Regions from separate parts of the Homo sapiens genome. Here region 2 is linked to region 1. Evidence: read pairs that join two places in POLR2A ChIA-PET (ENCODE). Cell type or tissue: K562. All regions are shown on one strand.

What was found. Peaks named below come from ENCODE experiments on the same cell type or tissue, not always from the same donor. Only the 100,000 strongest peaks of a DNase experiment are listed, where the experiment ranks them.
Region 2: POLR2A ChIA-PET joins it to region 1 with 6 read pairs; 2 of 35 experiments call an interaction of 5 or more read pairs at or near these places.

Annotation. Positions count from the first base shown.
Region 1 is chr11:70,624,124-70,629,123 of GRCh38, reverse strand. The region is part of intron 17 of SHANK2 (SH3 and multiple ankyrin repeat domains 2); the gene reads left to right. SHANK2-AS1 (SHANK2 antisense RNA 1) reads right to left here and starts at 2,560. Exons shown (of 3, transcript NR_174950.1): 1 at 2,101-2,560. In K562, no CTCF peak of the experiment used is centred here; no DNase peak of the experiment used is centred here; H3K27me3 peaks cover 2,733 bases.
Region 2 is chr11:70,785,758-70,790,757 of GRCh38, reverse strand. All of the region lies in intron 14 of SHANK2 (SH3 and multiple ankyrin repeat domains 2), which reads left to right. Among named protein-coding and RNA genes, the nearest start is that of SHANK2-AS3, 75 kb to the left of the region's middle. RefSeq lists an enhancer at 1,374-2,573. In K562, no CTCF peak of the experiment used is centred here; a DNase peak (open chromatin) is centred at 2,257.

The DNA of each region.
Region 1 (5,000 bases):
CCGGGGCGCGTTTCCCCACTGAATTCAGGCTGCAGTGAGCACGTGAGCTGTGGCGCGCACATGCCTGAAACCATCCCTCTCCAAGTGTTGGCGTTTCCCTCCCAGGCTGGAATCAACTCCAGGCTTAAAATTAATTTCTCTTCCGCTCACAACAATGGTACAGCCTCTCCCCAAGTACATCCTGTCTTTGTGCAGAACACACTGCCTTGCCGCGCTGCAGCCCAGAGCCCCAGAGCTGGGATGATTTACCCAGCCAGAGCCCACAGCAGTACTGTGATCCTCTGGGACCTGTTCACTCCCCTAGTCAAGAGACTCTTCCTAGACACTCAGTTTGAGCCTGTCCTGGGGAGGGCAGGTGGGCCGAAACTTCGGCAGCCCCTCACCACCCAGAGGCGGTGCTAACAGCCTGCTGTATGGTGGGTCTCCACTGCCTGGAGCTCGGGAAGCCGGAAGTTGGGGGATGACAGCAGCATCATGATGCTGGGTGTGGAGTGAGCATGGGGCTGGCGTCGAGGCCAGCTCTGCCTCCCATGGGTGGGCCGCCTTAGGCTCCTCCTCTGCAAAATAGGGAGCTGTTGCAGGACATTTCAGAGCTACTATAAGGACTGAAGGAGGCCCCGGGGAAAAGAGCTCTTGATATATTAAGGCACTGCTTAGTAGTGACTATGCTTACTTTGCGAGCAGGGAAACCGAGGCCTGGGTAGGACAGAGGGGGGCACATGTGTTTACTGCCCTCTCCGCCCCCGACTTTGGTGCCATCAGCCTCCACCCCTGCTGCGCCCGTCAGAATTTGGCTTCCACGTTCTGCTCCCGGACCCTCCCAGCCTAACCTGTGGATCCTGCCACACAAAGATGGGCTTACCTGGGAGATCTTCAGTTTTAAGAACTCTCAGCCAGGCATGGTGGGAGGCTGAAGCGGGTGGATCACCTGAGGTCAGGAGTTCGAGACCAGCCTGGCCAACATGGTGAAACCCCGTCTCTACTAAAAATACAAAAATTAGCTGGGCATGGTGGCATGCGCCTGTAATCCCAGCTACTCAGGAGGCTGAGGCAGGAGAATCGCTTGAAGCTGGAAGGCCGCTATTTCAGTGAGCCAAGCTCACACCATTGCACTCCAGCCTGGGCGACAGAGCGAGACTCTGTTTCAAAAAAAAACAAAAAACAACTCTCTTCCTTGCTAGGCATGTTGACCTTGTATAAGGGCACCCTTTGAGGTCCAATCCAGGTTGAGCTCATCTAAAAATCCAAAATCCAAAATGCTCTAAAACCCCAAACTTTTTGAGCATCAACATGATGCCACAGGTATAAAATTCCAAGCCTGACCTCATGGGGTAAGTCCCAGTCAAAACACAATGAAAACTGTTTCATGCACAAAATTCTTTAAATGTTGTATAAAATTACCTTCAGGCTATGTGTATAAAGCATACGTGAATTTCATATTTAGACTTGGGTCCCATCTCCAGGATATATGTGATTATATGTGCAGATATACCAAATGTACATGCAAATATTCCAAAATCCAAAAATATATGCAATCCAGAATACTTCTAGTCCAAGCGTTTAGGATAAGGGCTATTCTGCTGTAGCCACCTGACCTGTAACAGTCAGGACAGCGGGGTTAGGCTGCAGTAGCAAATAATCTCCAGGTTGCCATGGCTTAAAAAAACAAAGGCTTATTTCCTGCTCACTCTCACTGCCCTGTCAGGTCTGCTGGGTGCTGTCCTTTGCCCTCCTCACTTAGGAACCGGGTTGGGTGACGCCCCCACCAGCTGGACCATCATCCATTTATAGTTGCCACATCTGGGTTCAAGGGCAGTGTGGTGGGTGGTGAGTTGGTCTTCATCTTTCCTGGAGTGACACACGTCCCTGCAGCCGCCGGCTCACTTGGCCGCACCTAACTTCAGGAGGGTGGAGACCTGCAGCCCTGTGTGTGCCCAAGAAGGAGGAAAATCGGAATTTTGGGGAACAACTCTAATATCACAAACCTCAAAAACAGGAACCTTTAGTGCTAGAGCGAGCTGTGAGAGGAGACACTTCAGGGACAAAGTCCCCCAACACCATGCCACCCCCACGCCCCCCACCTCCAGGCTCCCATCTGACCTTCACGGCTGCGCCAAAGCCAACCAAAGGGCCTCCCGGGGTCCCTGTCTTGGGTGCCCAGGAAATGAGATACGTGCTGACGGAGGACCTGGGAACCGCAGCCTTCATCCTTGCTGGGATGGAGTCTTTCCTCTTCAGGCTGCCCACTCTGGGCTGAAGAGTGTCATGATGTGGCTTGGGGTGCAGTATTTCTCCACTACAGCAACAGAGGCCAGCTCTGCCTCCTGTGGGTGGGCCACCTTGGACTCCTCCTCTGCAGAATAAGGGGCTGCATCTGGACCTTTCAGGGCTGCTACAAGGATTGGCCTTTCAGAGGTACTACAGGGATAGTAGCCTCTGGTCCAGGGCTGGAGCCATCGGTCTCTCCTGTTTCTTGCAGTCCAGTGGGCTCTGTGGCATAAAGCTTGCCACTCGGCGGTTGTGGGATTAGACCAGATGAGACTGACTGACGAGCTCTGCCTCTGGCCGAGGACTAGAGCTGTCCATCTTTCCTGTTTCCTGCAGTCCAATGGGCTTTGTGGCGTAAAGCTTGCCACCTGGGGGTTGTCGAACTTGACCAGATGAGACTTACCGACAAGCTCCCAAATCAGCCAGGAGCACCAGGCTTCGCTGTGATATGAGGCAGGATTTTTCCCTGGTGTCTCCCTGCCTCTTGATCCCAGTACCAGGCTTCATGCCATAGTCAGTGCAGATATTGTGGGTGATATGTTTGTTTCATAACCGTTCCTAAATATAGAGTGCATGCTAAGTGATATCTAGAAGCCATGTAAAAGAAAACGTTTGAAATGTTTGCAAAGAGGATGAGGCATTGAGTGGACCAGAAAACATGTCTTCCTAAATGGGCCCAGCAAACGGTGCTGCTGGGGGTGTTTTCCGTTGCCAGCTGAGTTGTGACTCTTGGCAACGGTTTCTTAGCAACCGTGTGTGCGGGGTACCATGCTCAGCCGGGATGGGAGGCTGGGACGGAGGCTGCCTGGGAGTGAGAACAAGGCAGCGGAACTGGAGGCGGGGAGGCCCCAGAGGCCTGCAGCCCTCAGCCCTCCGAGCGGGAGGGGCCCCAGGTTTAGAGGATTAATACTCCAGGTCCCACGCTGGCCTGGTGGTTGCCATGGGGTGAATTACTGGAAACTTCTCTTCCTGCATTTTTCCTTCCTCTACAGTGTGTATTTTATGCACAAACGTGTCTTTTTTTTTTTTTTTTTTTTTTTTTTTTCATTTTTGCACAGAGATCCAAGAGGCTGCACTGAGATTTCCCCCAGCTTGGGCTTGTGGACCTCTGGGAGGCAGGGGACTTGGGGAGCGGAGGGGCCTGAGTAAAAGAGGAGAGTGCAGGGACTGGCTCAGAGCCCACATCCTCCACTGCTCAGAGCCTGCTCAGATTTCCTAAGGTCTGGGCCTCAGTTTTCTGATCTAAAATGGAGGGAGGGAGGTCTGGGTAGTGAAGCACCAACTTGATCCAAAGAGAGAGCTAACCTTTGCCTTCACCTCCTGGGAGGTGGTCTCTGGGCTCCCAGAATATCCTGCCTGATGTATGTGTCTCTGTTTGCCTGGGGGCTTTGACTGCTGGACAGTCTGACAGTGTGATTTATGGTGGGAGCTCTGGGTCATGCCACATCAGCTTGGACCTCCAGAAGAAACTGGAGACCAGAAGGATTAGCCCTAACCTCCAGGAGGAGCTGGAAACTAAAGCCCTGCCACCAAGGCAGTGTGTGACAGAGCCCCAGCAAAGACTCGGGACACCAAAGGTCTGGGAGCATCCCTGGCGGCAATGCCCCATGCGTGTTGTCACACGTCATCTCTGGGAGGGACTTATCCCCACTTTCCCAGGGAGGACGGCAGACACCCCATGTCTGGACCCTCCTGGACTCTGCCCCCCACGCCTGCCTGTCCTTGCCTGATCTCAGCCTGGATCCCTTTGCTGTAATAAACCATAACTGTGAGCATAGGTGCTTTTAGTGAGTTCTACGAGTCTTTCCCACAAATCACCAAACCTGAGGGTGGTCTTGGAGACCCCCAGAACTTGCAGCTGGTGTCTGAATTGAGGAAGGGTGGTCTTGTGGGGGCTGTTCTCTCAAACTGTACATTGGCTAAACTCCTGGTGAGAACCCTTGGGACACCCCCCGCAGGCCACCAGGTGAGGGAGCCGATAGAGACCAGGCTCTGGGTGGAGGCATTTCGCAGAGCCGCCCTGCCAGGTGTGGAACTGGGACAGTGTTGCCCCAGGACGACACCGGGGACGTTTCTAGCAGGATCACTCTGCTGCGGGCCCCTCCTGCACACTGTGGGGTGTCCAGCAGCAGCCTGGCCTCTCCCCACTCCATGCCAGCACCAGCCCCCAGTTGTGAAAACCAAGAATGTCTCCAGACGTTGACACGTGGTTCCCTGGTTCCTCCTCTGGTTCCCTGGGGTTTGGGGGGGCACCATCACCCCTGGCTGAGGACTGCTGCCTTAAGGGAAAGACGGTTTGAGGCTTTTTCTTTTTTTTTTTTTTGAAGAAGGTTGTGGCCATGGGAGCATCTCTTTGGAAAGATGGAAATGGATTCTGAGGGATGTCTGGGGGTGAATCCTGGCTCAGGCAGGAGGGGATGGTTGTTCCTCTCTCTGTGAGGGGTGCAGTGTGTCCAACACCCCCTGGCCTCAAGTCTGAGGGCCGCAGAGCTGGCAGGAATCCCTTGGGAGCACCAGGGAACCAGGGGATTGGCTGGGGGCGTTGCTCCATTCCCACCTCCTCCATGGGGGAGAGGGGTAGGATGCAAGCCTGGGAATAAGACCATGCAGGTGACAGCCCGCCCCCATCAGCTCTGCCCTCAGCTCAGGAAGTGGCAGGCATGGTGTCCGTTAGTCCTGCACACTCCCCCGGCCTCAGCCCCTCCTGAGGCTGCAGGCTCCCAGGAAGCTCC
Region 2 (5,000 bases), 160 kb before region 1:
TTTGAGTCAAGATTCTCCAGAGAAACAGAACCAGTAGGACGTAGACACAGATGTAGATACAGATAGAGCGTATGTATTAAGAGACTCATTTCAAGGACTTGGCTCACCCGATCATGGGAACAGGCAAGTCTAAAATCCTCTGGGCAGTCCAGCAGCCTGGAACGCCCAGACAGGAGCTGGTGCTGCAAACTTGATGCAGAATCTCTTCTTCCTCAAAGAAACCTCAATTTTGCTCTTGAGGCCTTTTAAATGATTGGAGGAGGCCCACCCACATTACTGAGAAAAATGTTGACTTCAAGCCAACAGACTGTAAATGTTAACCACATCTACAAAATACCCTCCCAGCAACACCTAGGCTAGTGCTTGGCTGCATAACTGGGTGCTATAGCCTGGTCCGTTGGCCCATAAAGCTGACCCTCTTTATGCACCCTGGGTGGAGAGACAGTGCCCTGGGTGGACATGCACCCTGGGTGGAGAGACAGTGCCCACCTCCCCTACTGGGGACTTGACTGCCTTCCGCATCTTCCAAGACATCAATTTCCTCATCTGTGAATTCAGGCTGGTGGATTGTAGAATCACTTGATCCTTCCTCCTCAGAATTCTACACATTGAAATCAGGGGTGCCCCTGTTGATGTATCTTGACTAAGAAACAAAGATAAAATATTTCCGAAGTAATCAGTTGGCACCCATGGATGAGGCAGTTTATGAAAAATGAATGCAATGCACGTGTGTGCAGTTTTCAGCGACACATCTTATGTGTACATGGAAACTGTCAGGCCAGGGCTCTCTGTTTATCCCTGAGAAAATGACAAGGCCAAGCAGCACCAGAGCAAATCGTATTTTAGTTGCTGAAACAAACAAAAGACTTGACTATCAGTGAGCACCATTCATGTAGAACATGATGAGAAAATGGGTGTGATGAGTCACCGCTGTACATCCCTGTTTCCATCCTCCAGAGACAGGTAGGATCTGGTCACCTGAAAGCCACTGAGGTAGGAGTGGGGGCCTCACAGCCAGGCAGCTCAGACTGGGGCATAAGATGCCACATTCTCAACTCCTACTTCACTCCTGGGCACCTACCCAGATGAGCAGCACCTACCCAGTGTAGTTTTGGCATGTCCTGTGCCGTATGCACCACCAGAGCCTGTTGGAGTCGGGATCCTCAATCAGCTGCAGAGACCACCGAGGAAGTGACTTGATGGGATTCTCTGCAGAATGGGCTTCCGGAATCTTCTGGCTGACTCCCTGGTGCAGGGGTCTCGACTGGGTAGAAGGTGTGAGTGTAGGATGGGATTAGCCGTGCCTTCCCTTGACTGGCCACTCTTGTGGGGTAAGTCTGCATTTAAGAATAGGCCCCATGGCTCTCTAGAAGTTTCTAGAAGCTAGCCATAAGCATAGGATCTAGATCAGAAAGTCAGAGCTCTGACCAGGAAACAGATGTGGTTTGCAGTGTGTCTTTTCTACTTTTTTGTGGCACTCAATGGAGAAGAGACAGGACCTCATTTGAGCCTCGTAATTGCCCTTAATGGGAGGTGCCTTTATGATCCCCGCTTATTCATAAGGAAACACGTGTTGTGTATGTCTGGGAAGCATGTGTGCCAGGCTGTCCAGATTCCCAAGCTCTCTTCCCATGGACTGTTCCCATTCAGAATCCCTGCCGTGGACTCTCCTTTCCAGCCACTCTCTAATTTACCAGCGTAGGGGGCCCTTACTGGGAGCATCTTACAGCTTAGCATTGCCATTTGCTCTGAGAAGTGTCTCCGGACCGCCACCAGCCCCACACCCCAAGGACTAATGGGCATAACATTCTCGGATCTCTCCTTCAGATCGTGTGGACCCGACAGGGTGGTGGTGAGGCTGGCATGTGTTTCCTCCTCCCAGAAATCGACCTGAGAGCAGTGCGTTGCTCCTCTATCATCTGAAGCCACACCTGGAGCCGTCACCTCCTGTCTCCTATAGGACACCCTGTGTGGCCTCGTCGGGGTTTCAGGACACACTTGGAGTTTAAATCTCCTCCTCCCAAATCCAACCCTGGGGTCAGGGCTGGGCAGGAGAAGGATGGGGACCTCTTGGTTTTACCAACTCTTTTGTGACTGCAGCAGTCCCCTGTTATCTTCAGGGGCTACCTCCCAAGACCCCCATTGGGTGCCTGAAATGGGGGACAGCGCTGAACCCTGTACTGCCCTGTACTGCATACACCATGTTTTTGGTCTGATATCAGAGCCAGCTCCTAAGTGACTAACCAGTGGGTGGTGTGGACAGCAGGAGTGCGCTGGACAAAGGGATGAGTCACTTCCCCCGGGCGGAACGGCACTCGACATCACGCTACTCAGAATGGCATGCAATTGAAAACTTTTCAACTGTTTATTTCTGGACTTTTCTGTTCAATATTTTCAGACTTCAGTTGACCGTGGGTGATTAAAACCTCAGAAAGTGAAACCATGGATAAAGGGAAGCTGCTGAAGTCACAAGTGACTTGGGGCCACTGTCCTTTGAGATTTCTTGTCTGTGGCCATTGATAAGAAGACGACACAATGAGGAAAGTCCTCATCCACAATGGCCCTGGTGGGGGACCTGTCCTCTTGGCTGTCACACCTCCCAGTTCAACACTAGGTCAGCTTCTGGGATCCACCTGCTCTCCCTCGGGAGCCATATCATGTATGCACTGGAGTAAGTCATGTTCCGCCATCCTGCAGGCCATGTAACGTTATCGTTCCAGCCTTTTCAGAGCACACAGTTCCAAACCTTGTCCCTGTGGTTGCATCCTCTCACCTCTCATTTGATGTTTATAGGTAACTCATGTGATCCTCAGAGTAAACTTGGGAGGGGGGCATGCAGTGATGTTAGTCCATTTGACACGAGGTCAGAGATGGTGAGTGACTTGCTCAGAAGCAGGGGTGGCCGGCCCAGGACCTAAACATAGATACATCTGAGCTGACATCTGTTTCCTTTACCTGGAGGCTGGAGCATCCCCAGGGTCAGCCAGCCTCTGAGATGTTAAGATTTTGTGGCCTTGGAGTCAGGGACCAGGGGTGGTGGTGGTGGTGGTAATGATGATAAGTAGTTGATGGCAGCCATGGTGATGCTGTTTATGGTGGTGGTGGTGTTGGTGGCGGTCATGGTGATGATCGTGGTGATGCTGGTGGTGGTGCTCATGGCGATGATGGTAGTGATGCTGGTGGTGGTGGTCATGGTGATGGTCATGGTGATGATGGTGTTGATGCTGGTGGTGGTGGTCTTGGTGATGATGGTGGTGATGCTGGTGGTGGTGGTCACGGTGATGATAGTGGTGATCCTAGTGGTGGTGGTCTTGGTGATGACAGTGGTGATGCTGGTGGTGGTGGTGGTCACGGTGATGATAGTGGTGATCCTAGTGGTGGTGGTCATGGTGATGCTGGTGGTGATGCTGGTGGTGGTGGTGGTCATGGTGGTCATGGTGATGATGGTGGTGATGCTGGTGGTGGTGGTCATGGTGATGATGGTGGTGATGCTGCTGGTGGTGGTGGTCACGGCGATGATAGTGGTGATCCTAGTGGTGGTGGTCATGGTGATGATGTTGGTGATGCTGGTGTTGGTGGTGGTCATGCTGGTGGTGGTGATGCTGGTGGTGGTGATCTTGGTGATGGTGGTGATGCTGGTGGTGGTCATGGTGATGATGGTGGTGATGCTGGTGGTGGTGGTCATGGTGCTGATGGTGATGCTCATGGTGGTGATCTTGGTGATGATGGTGATGCTGGTGATGGTGGTCGTGGTGATGCTGGTGGTGATGCTGGTGGTGGTGGTCATGGTGATGATAGTGGTGATGCTGTTTTTGTTGGTGATGATGGTAGTGATTCTATTGATGGTGATAGTCATGGTGATTGATGGTGGTAGTGATGTGACTAGCAATGATGCTGGTGGTGATGGTGTCAGAGGTTTTAAGATGATAAAGGGATGATGCTAGTCAAGTCTGGCACTCCACCTTGGTGAACGCTACTGCTCTGGCCATGAACAAATATTCTTCCTCATCCCAGCCCTGTGCAGCCTTCCCTTTGTTTGGAGGAGGTTCCTGGCTTTCCCCTTCTAGTTCTTGAAATTTCATTTCTTTCCTCACATCCCCTCTTGATGTAAAGAAATCAACACCACACTTGGTGCCCTTGAGAAAAATTATTTTACCCTTGTATGTCTCAGCTTTCTCATCTGTAAGTTGGATTTATATGCCCTGCAGATAGACACGCCCTGCAGGGTTGTTGCAGTGGCTCACAGAGAAGAATGTAAAGGTATAAAAGTCCATACGCATACAAGAATTGTTACCAACAGCACTGATGGAATGGGCTTCCTGATAGTAATACCTGGGAACACCAGCACCACCAAGGCTCTGGCCATGCAGGGCACTGTGGCTACAGTAGCAGGTCATTGTCACTCCTGCTCTGCCCTCACCTCCACCCAGCCCCTGCCCATCTGCTTCCCTGCTTTGTGAGGCTTGGTCTAATAGACTGTCCTACCCCCAGCTCCATTGTAAAAGGAGGCCAGGCCAGAGACAGCCCAGGGTGGCTGCAGAGGAGAAAGGCACAGAAGCAAAGGACAGGTGCAAAGGTCATAATTCCACTTTATTGCCCCGTCATTTATAAGCCCTGTGCTGCCCGTGCCAGCTGTGTTTCCACTTGAAAGTTACTCCTGGTGTTTGTTGGAAATTCTGGCACGGTCCCGCTTACCCTGAGAGGAGACTTGGGCTGCAGTGTGGGAACCTCTACACTGCTAGAGGTCTGGTCCCGGGCCCATCTGTGCATAGCAGGTAGGACACCAGCCCATCAGTGGTCCCAGGCGACCACCCTCAGCTGATAGTGGAACCCCTCCTCTTTGAGCCCCTGCTTAGAAACCAAAGAGTCCCTGAAGCGGACAGAGCATCCCCATGTCCACTCCCTCGACCTGGTGCAAATTAATCTCGGCTTTTGTTTGGGCAGCCTGGTGCCCGAGATGGGGGATGATGCCCAAGGCCGCTGTTACCTCTCTTGCTTTG